2 separate regions of the Homo sapiens genome follow, and region 2 is linked to region 1. A link is an interaction called in ENCODE POLR2A ChIA-PET data of the cell type or tissue named here. Cell type or tissue: Panc1. All regions are shown on one strand. Each heading gives the region's core, and the rest is flanking DNA. Links, peaks and the distances in the headings are about the cores only. Region 1 overlaps TACC2 (transforming acidic coiled-coil containing protein 2). Region 2 overlaps TACC2 (transforming acidic coiled-coil containing protein 2).

The links. ChIA-PET counts read pairs that join two places held together with the same protein. Peaks named below come from ENCODE experiments on the same cell type or tissue, not always from the same donor. Only the 100,000 strongest peaks of a DNase experiment are listed, where the experiment ranks them.
Region 2: POLR2A ChIA-PET joins it to region 1 with 10 read pairs; 4 of 35 experiments call an interaction of 5 or more read pairs at or near these places.

What each region holds. Positions count from the first base shown.
Region 1 is chr10:122,016,639-122,022,014 of GRCh38, forward strand. It overlaps TACC2 (transforming acidic coiled-coil containing protein 2), which reads left to right. Exons shown (of 23, transcript NM_206862.4): 2 at 5,299-5,376. The coding sequence starts at 5,344. Among named protein-coding and RNA genes, the nearest start is that of TACC2, 30 kb to the left of the region's middle. RefSeq lists enhancers at 2,036-3,235, 2,809-3,638. In Panc1, for the core only: no CTCF peak of the experiment used is centred there; no DNase peak of the experiment used is centred there; H3K4me3 peaks cover 1,642 bases; H3K27ac peaks cover 1,532 bases.
Region 2 is chr10:122,074,379-122,079,754 of GRCh38, forward strand. The region is part of intron 3 of TACC2 (transforming acidic coiled-coil containing protein 2); the gene reads left to right. Among named protein-coding and RNA genes, the nearest start is that of TACC2, 88 kb to the left of the region's middle. RefSeq lists an enhancer at 2,726-3,227. In Panc1, for the core only: no CTCF peak of the experiment used is centred there; no DNase peak of the experiment used is centred there; H3K27ac peaks cover 1,070 bases.

The DNA of each region.
Region 1 (5,376 bases), core at 306-5,305:
TTAAGATTGGTTTAAACTGCCCCATTCTGAGCACTGTGGGGTGTCATTGCCTTCCCAAAGACATCTCTAAATGCCTCAGCTTTACATTTCCCCCAGCTTCTTCCGACTCCAAGTTTCTTCTTCTATAAGATGCTTAATTTGTGTCCCCACGAAATTCATATGTGGAAATCCTAACCCTAGTACCTTAGAATGTGATTGCCTTTGGAGATAAGACCTTTCAAGAGGTAATTAAGGTAAAATGAAGCCCTATGGGGGTGCCTAATCCAACATGACTGTTGTCCTTAGAAGAAGAGATTAGGACATAGACGGGCAAAGAGGGAAGACCATGTGAAGACATGGGGAGAAGACTGCCATCCACAAGCCAAAAAGAGAAGACTCAGAAGACACCAACCCGGCCAAAACCTTGATCTCGAACGTCCAGCCTCCAGGAAGATGAGACAATAACTTGCTGAAGCCACCGAATCTGTGGTGGTGTTACAGCAGCCGGAGCTGACCAGAGCAGCCTCTCCTCTCTGCTCAGAGCATTCGCGCTCTCACAGAAGCCCCAATCACCCCAGGCATTCGTGTGGGCCGCAGAGTTGACAGTTTCTGGAGGGTGGTTTCTGGAAAGTGGTTTCTGGAGGGTGCTTTTTGGATTTTACATCACAGCAGCGCACACAGATGGAAGATTGCACATGCGTCGCCTGCGAAGTCCCCTGTGCCGCCGCCGTTTTGGTGAGCCATCTTCTCTCCCTCCCTCCCTGCCAGTCCTCAGGAGTAGCCCCTAGTTCTTCTCCTTCCTTTGCCAGGGCTTTCCCTGTGTTTTGCCGCCTGTTGAAGACTTGCCGCCATTCCCAATTGGCTCATTCAAGACATTTTGCCTAATAAGATTCTCCTTCTTAGAAAAATTCTTCTGTGGCCAGGCATAGTGGCTTATGCCTGTAATCCCAGCACTTTGGGAGGCTGAGGCAGGCGGATCGCTTGAGCCTAGGAGTTGGAGACCAACCTGGCCAACATGGCAAAACCCGGTCTCTGCTTAAAATACAAAAGTTAGTCTGGCGTGGTGGTGGGTGCCTGTAGTCCCAGCTACTAGGGAGGCTGAGGCAGGAGAATCGCTTGAACCCTAGAGGCAGAGGTTTCAGTGAGCCGAGATCGCGCCACTGCACTTCATCCAGCCTGAGTGACAGAGTGAAACTGTCTCAAAAAAAAAAAAAAAAAAAAGACAAAGAAAAGAAAAAGAAAAAGAAAAATTCTTCTGTGGTTTTTTTGAGGGGGAAGAGGCAAACAGTCTTGTCTCTCATCCCTCCAAACATTTTTTTTAACCTGGTAGTGGAATTCTTTTTTTTTTTTTAATGTAAAAGTAGACCTCATTCGTTTTATTTATTTATTTCTTCTAAAAAAAAAAACAGGATACATGTGCAGAACGTGCAGGTTTGTTACATAGGTATATGTGTGCCATGGTGGTTTGCTGCATCTATTGACCCATCCTCCAACTTCCCGCTTCTCACCCCCATCCCCCAACAGGCCCTGGTGTATGTTGTTCCCCTCTCTGTGTCCATGTGTTCTCAATGTTCAACTGCCACTTATGAGTGAGAACATGCGGTGTTTGGTTTTCTGTTCCTGTGTTAGTTTGCTGAGGATGATGGCTTCCAGCTTCATCCATGTCCCTGCAAAAGACATGAACTCATTCTTTTTTAGGGCTGCAAATTCTTTTTTCAAACAATGTCTTATGCAGAAACCCCATATATGAAACATTTACACTTGTAAAACTTCGGGTGAAATTCACCTTATATAAAATTAAACATTTGAAAGTGAGCAATTCAGTGGCATTTAGTATATCACAATGCTGTGAAACCACCACTTCTATTTAGTTCCAAAACATTTTCATCACCCTAAAAAAAAATCCTGTGCCCATTAAGCCGATATTTCCCCTTCCCCCAGCCCCTGACAACAACCAGTCTGGTTTCTGGCTCTATGAATTTGCTTAACTCTGGCTATTTCCTATCAATGGGATCGTAAAATCTATGACCTTTTGTGCCTGGCTTCTTTCACTTCGGGTGAGGCTTTTGGAGTTCCTCCTCGTTGTAGCATGTCAGTACTTCATTCCTTTTCATGTCTGAAGAATATTCCATTGTATGGAGAGACGGCATTTTGTTTATCCATTCGTCTGTTGAAACATACACACTTCTGCTCTGTTCCAACCAGAAGCGGGGCACTGAGCTCCCCCTCCTCATCTAGCTTCCTCCACCACCTCCAAGGAGCTCCTAAGGGTCCTCTGAGCTTGGTAAGATGCCTGGTCTCCGGGAAGCCTTTGATGAAATAAATGCTCATTTGTTTCCATGGAGTGGTCCTACCTTGTGGCAGGGGTAAGGCGCTTCCATTTGCCTGAAAGGCTCTGCCCTACACAAAAATAGAAACTGGTTGCATGCATGCAAAGGATGGCTGAGTGGTAATAACTGGAGGAACTGCGGACAGCCGGAGGCTGCGGGGCCGGAGGGTCTTTGGGTCGGTACTCTGCCCCACCGGAGGTCCACAGGGCCTCCTCCATCCAGGGTGGGCCGGCAAGTCTGCCTATCAGCGATCTGGGCAAGCCTGCTACTTTTTATGACCTCACTTGCCGAAACTCAAGCCACGCCTGGGTAAGTACATTCTGCACACTCCATAAACAGGTGCCAGACTGCCGCGTCATCACATTTTTGCAAGTTTTTGTTTTTTCTTTTTGTATGTGCGTTTCCACATTATTTACGGCGGAATTTGCCCAGGTGCAAACAGGAAGCCCTGGGAGCAGTTGGCTTATTTTTAGAAAGAAAGGTTTGTTCCCGGCCCGACTGCATAAAGGGCAAGAGAGAAGTGAGAGGTTCCTGGCGCAAGGCTCCTTGCAAAGGACAGTTCTGAGCTGCTAGGTGCGGCCAATCAGATGGCAGGGGCCGCTTTAGTTTGGATAAGCCTTTTCTGAAAGGAGCCCTGCTGATGTAATAACGGGGAAAATCCCTGTGTGAAAGGCCCTGAAACTGACGGGCTGGGAAACGCTGATTCCCTGTGGGCAGGAACGCTTGTCTAATTGCGACGGCCCTGCACGGCTCCTGCCCAGGTATGAAGTGCAGCTGGCTTGCACCAGTGCGAGGGCGGAGACGCGCTGCTTGAGGTGTGTCAGGGCCTCTGCTTAGAACTCGCGCAATTCTGAACGGAGGAGGAGAAAGTCCAGTTGCTGAAGGGCAGAATTTCCATGCGCCCGCAGCTTCCAAGTCCAGACCACCCCCGAATGTAAGTAGGAGGCAGAGATGTGTGCACCTTCGGTTCTGTCTTGGGAAAGCCGGAGAGGGTGGTGGTTGCAGAGTTCCCTAGAAGAGGATTCCAGACGCAGCCAGGCTTCCCTCGGCGGTTTTACAATTTACACCTCACCAGGAGTTTTGCCGGTCTCTTTAGTCTGTTTGTTTAAAAAGCTAGTTCAGATGCCTTGATTTTTAATAAGATTATTGTATTTAATTTGGTTAATGATTGTCACAAATTAATATTACATTCAACCTTATGATTCAACCTGGAAGATACAAGGAAGTTAATAACTGATAAGGCAGTGATTCTTCTAACACTCAATATTTTCTAATGAGGGATCATCTTCCAAATGAACATAAAAAATAAATGGAAGTGATTAATTTTAAATGCATGCAGATTTTTACGTTCTCTGAGCATGTGATTGTGTGTGTGTGTGTGTGTGTGTGTGTCTACAGCAAAAGGCAAGAAAGGATTAAGGTATCATATCCTTTTGATTGAAGGGTTAGGAGTGAAAGAATTGAATGCTGTGGTGACGTCACTCAGTTTTCTTAGTTTGGAGGCATTTTAATTGGGCCTGTTTGAACCACTTCCATTTTATTTTCCAGTGATGGTTCAGTACGCATAGTGCAGGGTGGCTACGCAATCAGTGTTGCTTAAATGAATAAGCAAGTCAATGGGTGAATTTTAAGCTCTCCGAGGAAACGCTATGATGAAAACCATATTTCCATGAAGAAATCTTCAATTAGAAGGCTGGAGTTTGAGGTTTATTTCCAACTTTTGGCCTCCCCAAACTGAGTCTTTGGCAAGCTCCTTACCTTTTCCAGCCTGAGTTCCCCCACTGGGTTAGACTGGTCATCTCTACGGCTCCAGCTCTAAAAGTCTATGATTCTTAAGGATTTTCTGTAATTTAGTTTTTCTAACTAGAAAAAGTGAAGGTAACACCTCTAGGCCTGAATATGTTACAGCGTCTTATGGAATTCAGTTGGATGAGGTCAATAAGTGTACTGGGCTTCTCTGTGAACTGTGTGGGAAGCACCCTAATTAAGATGATCATTAATAGGCCGGGCGCGGTGGCTCATGCCTGTAATCCCAGCACTTTGGGAGGCCAAGGTGGGTGGATTACGAGGTCAGGAGTTCAAGACCAGCCTGGCCAAGATGGTGAAACCCCGTCTCTACTAAAAATACAAAAATTAGCCAGGTGTGGTGGCGGGCGTCTGTAATCCCAGCTACTCAGGAGGCTGAGGCAGAGAATTGCTTGAACCCAGGAGGTGGAAGTTGCAGTGAGTCGAGATCGTGCCACTGCACTCTAGCCTGGGCGACAGAGTGAGACTCCATCTCGAAAAAAAAAAGGCGGGGGGGAAGAAAGATCATTAATAAACCATGTCACTAAGTGAGCTCATGAAATGATTCTAGTTGACCTGGCAGTATGCTGCCTTACATGATCTCGTCTGGTCCCAATCTCCCATTTTCCTTAGCAAGAAAGCCATTCTGCCTTGATAAAAAGTGTGTGCAGAAGTGAAACTGATTTGATGAAACAAGTGTTTAGAGTAAAAAAATAAAAACCATATGTTGTTGGAGAGCAGTGGATTTCACACCTCCTGATGTCTGACACCGAGCTCTGCCGTCACCAACAGTGGGAAACCAGCCACACTCTGAATTTCCAAACTGAACACAATTAGAAACAGAAAATAATCTGACAAGCAGCATTCCTCAGGCCCTTTGGCAAACGGACCCCTTTTGTCACTCCGTTTGTATATATACGTATATGTGTACGCTGGCACTAGCTCAGAGTCTCAGTAACAAACCCGTTTTTCAGAAGTGTCTGCCAACCCCGGGGTGGGGAATGAAAACACCAGCCCGTATTGGGAAAGAAACCTGGGTGGCAGATCACGAAAGAAAACCCTTCAAAAGTAATTTTCCATGATGTGACCGTAGAGATAAACATTTCCCATCATCTGGCTTTTGAGTTTGGGGAGATGAGCAGACAGAAAAAACCTCAGATCTTTTTTCATTTCACAGACGTTTATACCCTTTTGTTTCTTCCAGTCACCTCTGACAAAATTCTGGGGACGCTGGGAACACTGAATCAACATGGGCAATGAGAACAGCACCTCGGACAACCAG
Region 2 (5,376 bases), core at 144-5,143, 58 kb after region 1:
CTAGGAAGCTTCATTCTTACACACCTAGCAGTCATATATTAGAAGCACTGAGTTTGGTTTTTAAAAGCCCTTCATAGAGTTGTAAACTATGGAGGGCATTTCCTATGTAACTTTTGTTAGCCATTAATAATTGATGCAGAATGACCTATCAGAGTTGGCTCAGTCACTGAAGTTCTTGAGGGGACTGTTTCTTAAGCAGTCTTTTCAGCTTGGGATGGAAAAGGGAAAAAAGAGAGAGTTGGGAGTGGGTCAAATACAGGGATTAGAGTGCTGGAGAGAATTCTGACCATTCACAACCACACAGCACCTTGCCTACCAGACTTATGATTGATGGAGAGAAAAATATGCAAAGCCGAGGACAGGAATAAAGACAGTGAATTGACTAGGTGACTGCAGAAGCTTATCTGTGTCACTGTGAAGATCTACGTGGTCCCCGAATTAACTGGTTTTATTCTGATTTCATGTCAGGTAGGACTGAAAACCTTCTGGAGTTTCATTTCCTTTCTTTGGGCACGGTCTCAGCCTTCCTTCTCCTGAAGAAGTCATTCGCACAACATATCCCATGGGCCAATTCAGATCTTGACAAGCCCTCAGAATGTGTGAGGAAATAGAGCACTTTGGACATCCTAAATGTTGGTGGGGTTTGGGGAGCTAATTAATCGCAACCCTTTCCACCAGACTCTAAATTATGAAATAGATGCCACAGTCAGAGAAAGATAAGAAAGTCAACAGTATAGGGCAACCCGCTCGGGTCCCTTTCCACGCTGTGGAAGCTTTTTTCTTTCGCTCTTCACAATAAATCTTGCTGCCAAAAAAAAAAAAAAAGAAAGAAAGAAAGAAAGTCAGCAGTATCATGGCAAGGTTAGGCTGCAGGATGCCAAAACCGGAATCCTCCTACCTACCCCCGAACCATCCTTCCCCACCAAGTCCCAAGCTGCATCAGTGCAGGTGCCATGAAGGATGGGGAAGGCTGGCCCAGGGAGCTCGTCACGTGGCAAATAGCTGCGAGAGGAGAAGGGGCTGCATTGTGGTAGTTCATCTCAAGGACCTCGAACACCTTAACCCCACCCATGGGGAAACTGGACTCACGGGGGCTGGCTCTCCCCATATCACCACTCGGAGAAATCTCCTCCAATGGACGTGACCATAAGGGGGCAAAGAATATGGCAGAAGCATCATACTTCACTGAGAACTCAGAAGTGTTGGGAAAGTCTCTAATTTGAGGGCCCAGGCAGGAATGTGGGGAGCTGGGGATCACCTTTCAGTCCTCGAATCCTCTCATCTCCACCACAGCTGCTGCCTCTGTTAACATTTATTTGAGTTGGCAGTTCTCAGAGGCTAGTCAGTCTTACTTAGTCTGTGTTCTGTTGCTTATCGCAGAATACATGAAACTGGAGCATTTATAAAGAAAAATAATTGATTTCTTTTTTTTATTGTTGAGACAGGGTCTTGCTCTGTTGCCCAAGGCTGGAGTGCAGTGGCATGATGTCAGCTCATGGCAGCCTCCGCCTCCTGGATTCAAGCAATCCTCCTGCTTCAGCCTCCCAAGTAGCTGGGATTACAGGTGCCTGCCACCACAATTTTTGTATTTTTTTATTTTTAGTAGAGACAGGGTTTCACCATGTTGGCCAGGCTGGTCTTGAACTCCTGATCTCAGGTGGTCCGCCCACCTCGGCCTCCCAAAGTGGTGGGATTACAGGCGTGAGCCACTGCACCTAGCATTGATTTCTTACGGTTATGGAGGCTGAGAAGTCCAAGGGCAAGGGGCTGCTCCTGGTGAGGGCATTCTTGCTGGTGGGGCTTCTGTAGAGTTATGAGGTGGCGCAGGACATCACTGGTAAAAGAAATGAGCATACTAGCTCAAGTCTCCCTTCCTCTTTGCATAAAGCCACCATGATAACCCAGTAATCCATGAATGGATTAACCTATTCCTGAGGGCAGGGCCTTCACAACCCAATCACCTTCACCTCTTAAAGGCCCCCACCTTTCAACATGATTAAGTTTGGGGATTAAGTTTCAGCGGGAGTTTGAAGGGGAAAACATTCATTCAATCCATTGCACTAACCCACTGGCTTTCATTCTACCCCGGCTTTCCTTTTCCAGAAGGCACACCGGAATGCAACGAGTAGCAGTGATGATGTTATGTTAGGAAATCTTCTAATCTTTTGAATTATAGTAATTTATGAAAATAACAAATCATTCACAGGCTTTAGTACTTTATAATTAGTCACAAATTACTTGCAGTGCATGCCCTGACACATTAGACCTACCAGTGAGTGTAGAGGTGTGTGATTGAGAAGTGCTGCCTTAACTTTGTTTCACAGAAGTATTAAAAAAAAAAAAAGTACTTTGCCTTTTCTGGGCCTCAGTTTCCTCATTTGTAAAATGAGAGGTTTGGACTAATGAATTACTGGAATGCTATGCTTGATGGAAGAAAAGAATGTTCATGATCTGGGCCGGGTGCGGTGGCTCATGTCTATAATCCGAGCACTTTAGGAGGCTAAGGCGGACGGATCACTTGAGCTCAGGAGTTCGAGACCAGCCTGGCCAACATAACAAAACCCTATCTCTACTAAAAATATGAAAATTAGCTGGGCATGGTGGCAAAGGCCTGTAATCCCAGCCACTCGGGAGGCTGAGACACGAGAATTGCCTGAACCCAGGAGGCGGAGGTTGCAGTGAGCAGAGATTGCGCCACTGCACTCCAGCCTGGGTGACAGAGTGAGACTCTGTCTCAAAAAAAAAAAAAAAAAAAAGAATGTTCATAATCTTCTAGTGAAACAACCACGATTTGGGTGCATCTCTGTATATTTAGTATCCTTGATTTGGGTTCAGTTGTTTCTGTCCATCCTTCTAGCCATCCATCCTGGCACTCACTCGTACATTCATATATCAACAACATTTTATTGTTTGTTATATGCCAGGCACCAGGGATATGATATTGAAAGGAGACTAGGACCTGGCCTCCATTACACTCCAATAGGGAAAACAGTCACCAACCATAGTGATGGGAACCATGACTAGCGCTAGGTGGGCCTGTGAAAGAAACTGATCTGGGAGCCCAGGCCAGGGAGGCTACCCTGAGAAGCGAAGAGTGGAGCTGCAACCTGGTGGGGAGCAGAGGGCTGCAGGCTCCAGGCAGATGCATGGCTGGGGAGCTTCATGCGGAATGAGGCAGGAGAGGGAGGTTGGGGCCACAACTGAGAGCAAAGCGAAGCCACAGTGGGGTGACAGGAGCAGACTTTGATTTCTAAGCTGTTGGTCTGGCCACAGCTGGCAGAACAGAATGAAGGGGGCCAGAGAGGATGGGAGAAGGGAATGCTGCACTTGTTCGGTGAGAGGCTGGTGCAGGCAGCCAGTACAAGGCAACGGGAGGCAGCGCCACAGGGCTCAATCTTGCTTTGCGTTACCGGCTCTTTGACCCTGGGTCCTGTCTTGAACTTCTTCGGGAAAATGTCCTTGTGTGTACAATGGGGCCACCCTTCTACCAGGCTGTTGTGTGGATTAAGCGCAATCGTAACTGAAAAGTGCCCAGGCCAGGCTCAGTGGCTCACTCCTGTAATCCCAACACTTTGGGAGGCCGAGGCGGGCAGATCACCTGAAGTCAGGAGTTAGAGACCAGCCTGGCCAATATGGTGAAATCCCATCTCTACTAAAAATACAAAAATTAGCCGGGCATGGTGGTGCACGCCTGTAGTCCAGGCCACTCGGGAGACTGAGGCAGGAGAATTGCTTGAACTCAGGAGGTGGAGGTTGCAGTAAGCTGAGATTGTGCCACTGCACTCCAGCCTGGGCGACAGAGCGAGACTCCATCTCCAAAAAAAAAAAAAAAAAAAAAAAAAAAAAGTGCCCAGAGGGTCTGGCCTGAGTCAGTGTTTAGTACATGGCAACTCTCTATCTTTACGGCTTTGCTTTATGGTTTTGCCGACTCCTGAAAACCTGGTCGTGCAGGGGCCATGTTTGTGTTTTCTGTAGCTGGCCTCCTTCCTCCCTTTAAGCATTGCATGTGTGTGTGTTTCCAGAACTATGCATTTAAGAACCCATCTGCATCCCCATCATCTGCTCAGACCTTGGTTGTGGCAGATGACCCCCTGCCAGCCCCTGCCCATGCTTCTCCCTTCACTGTGCTGTGTACATCTGGTCTGTGATGGAGGCTCTAGTCCCTGGGCCCTCCCTGACCTCCACACAGAGGCAGTGCCCCCAGAGGGTGAAAGGCTTCCATTCGGGGTGCTGGCCTGCGGATTCTGAGCAGAGGCTCTATCCCACACATTTCAACTCAATCTCGAAGCATAAAAGGATATTATGTAAGCTTCAACTAATGCACAGCCCTCAACAGATCAGTTCTTAGAATTTTTCCTGCCCTTAGGCAGATCTGCTCCTGGTGAGCAGCTTTAATCTGGCTTTAAAAATTACTTCTGATGGATAATCAAAGAGATTGCTGGTACCCAGCTTATGCTAAATAAACCAATGTCTGGGTTCTTATTTGGGAGGAGTTGTTGTGTGTCCCATACTCCATGGAAAATTTGTTCCTGGTTGCTTTCTGATAAGACCGCACAAGTTTACAAGATGCCAAAATATAATTTATCATCTTGTTCCAGATGGTAACGACTTCAGCCAGCCTGAAGGGAAGCCACATCCTTTCCTAAGTTGGCAGTTCCTGTCAGAGGCGTGGACAAGAAAGTGGCTTCGTTTCTTTCCAGCTTGATAAAGCCGACATAAATAGGAGCACTTCATTTCTGAATTACACACCATTACTCTTATCACATACTAAACTGTTTGACTTCAGTTAATGGGTGGGACATAATGAAATGTAAAGTGCTTGTTACAAGGAAAATTGCCAGGTCCAGATGCTGAGCAGCGAAGGGTGGGGGAGGAGGCATCGGGTTTCGTTCTGGACCTGGTGCTTTCCAGAAAGCCAGGCCAAGACACTTTATCCAAACCCCAAGTAGTTTTCCAGATGTCAGCCCACTCGGGCCAGGGCTCTCCATGGGCCCATCTGTCTTCCGTGACCATTTGTGAATCGGAGGGTTTTATATAATTTACCCTCTGAGTTTTCTCTTTTTTGGCCTACTCAGCTCTGCTTTTGGGTCAGAAAATGCAAATCTGGTTGAGACAGTAGCCAGCTCTCTTTTGGGTCCTCAGGCACCATTCCCATGTCCTATGTGCAGGAACAGGCATTAGATAAAGATGAGTGCAGGGGTGGTTCTGTGTACATGCCTCCTTCAGGGATGTCAAATGACGCCGCGTGTACTTCAGAGGTGAGGAGCAGGACAGAGAGGCTGGAATGGGGCTGGGGGAAGAGGCTCTTGCCTTCCTTGGAAGTTTTTATTCTGCATAGCAGAGTGAATAAGAAGATTGTGTCCAGTGGAATCAGAT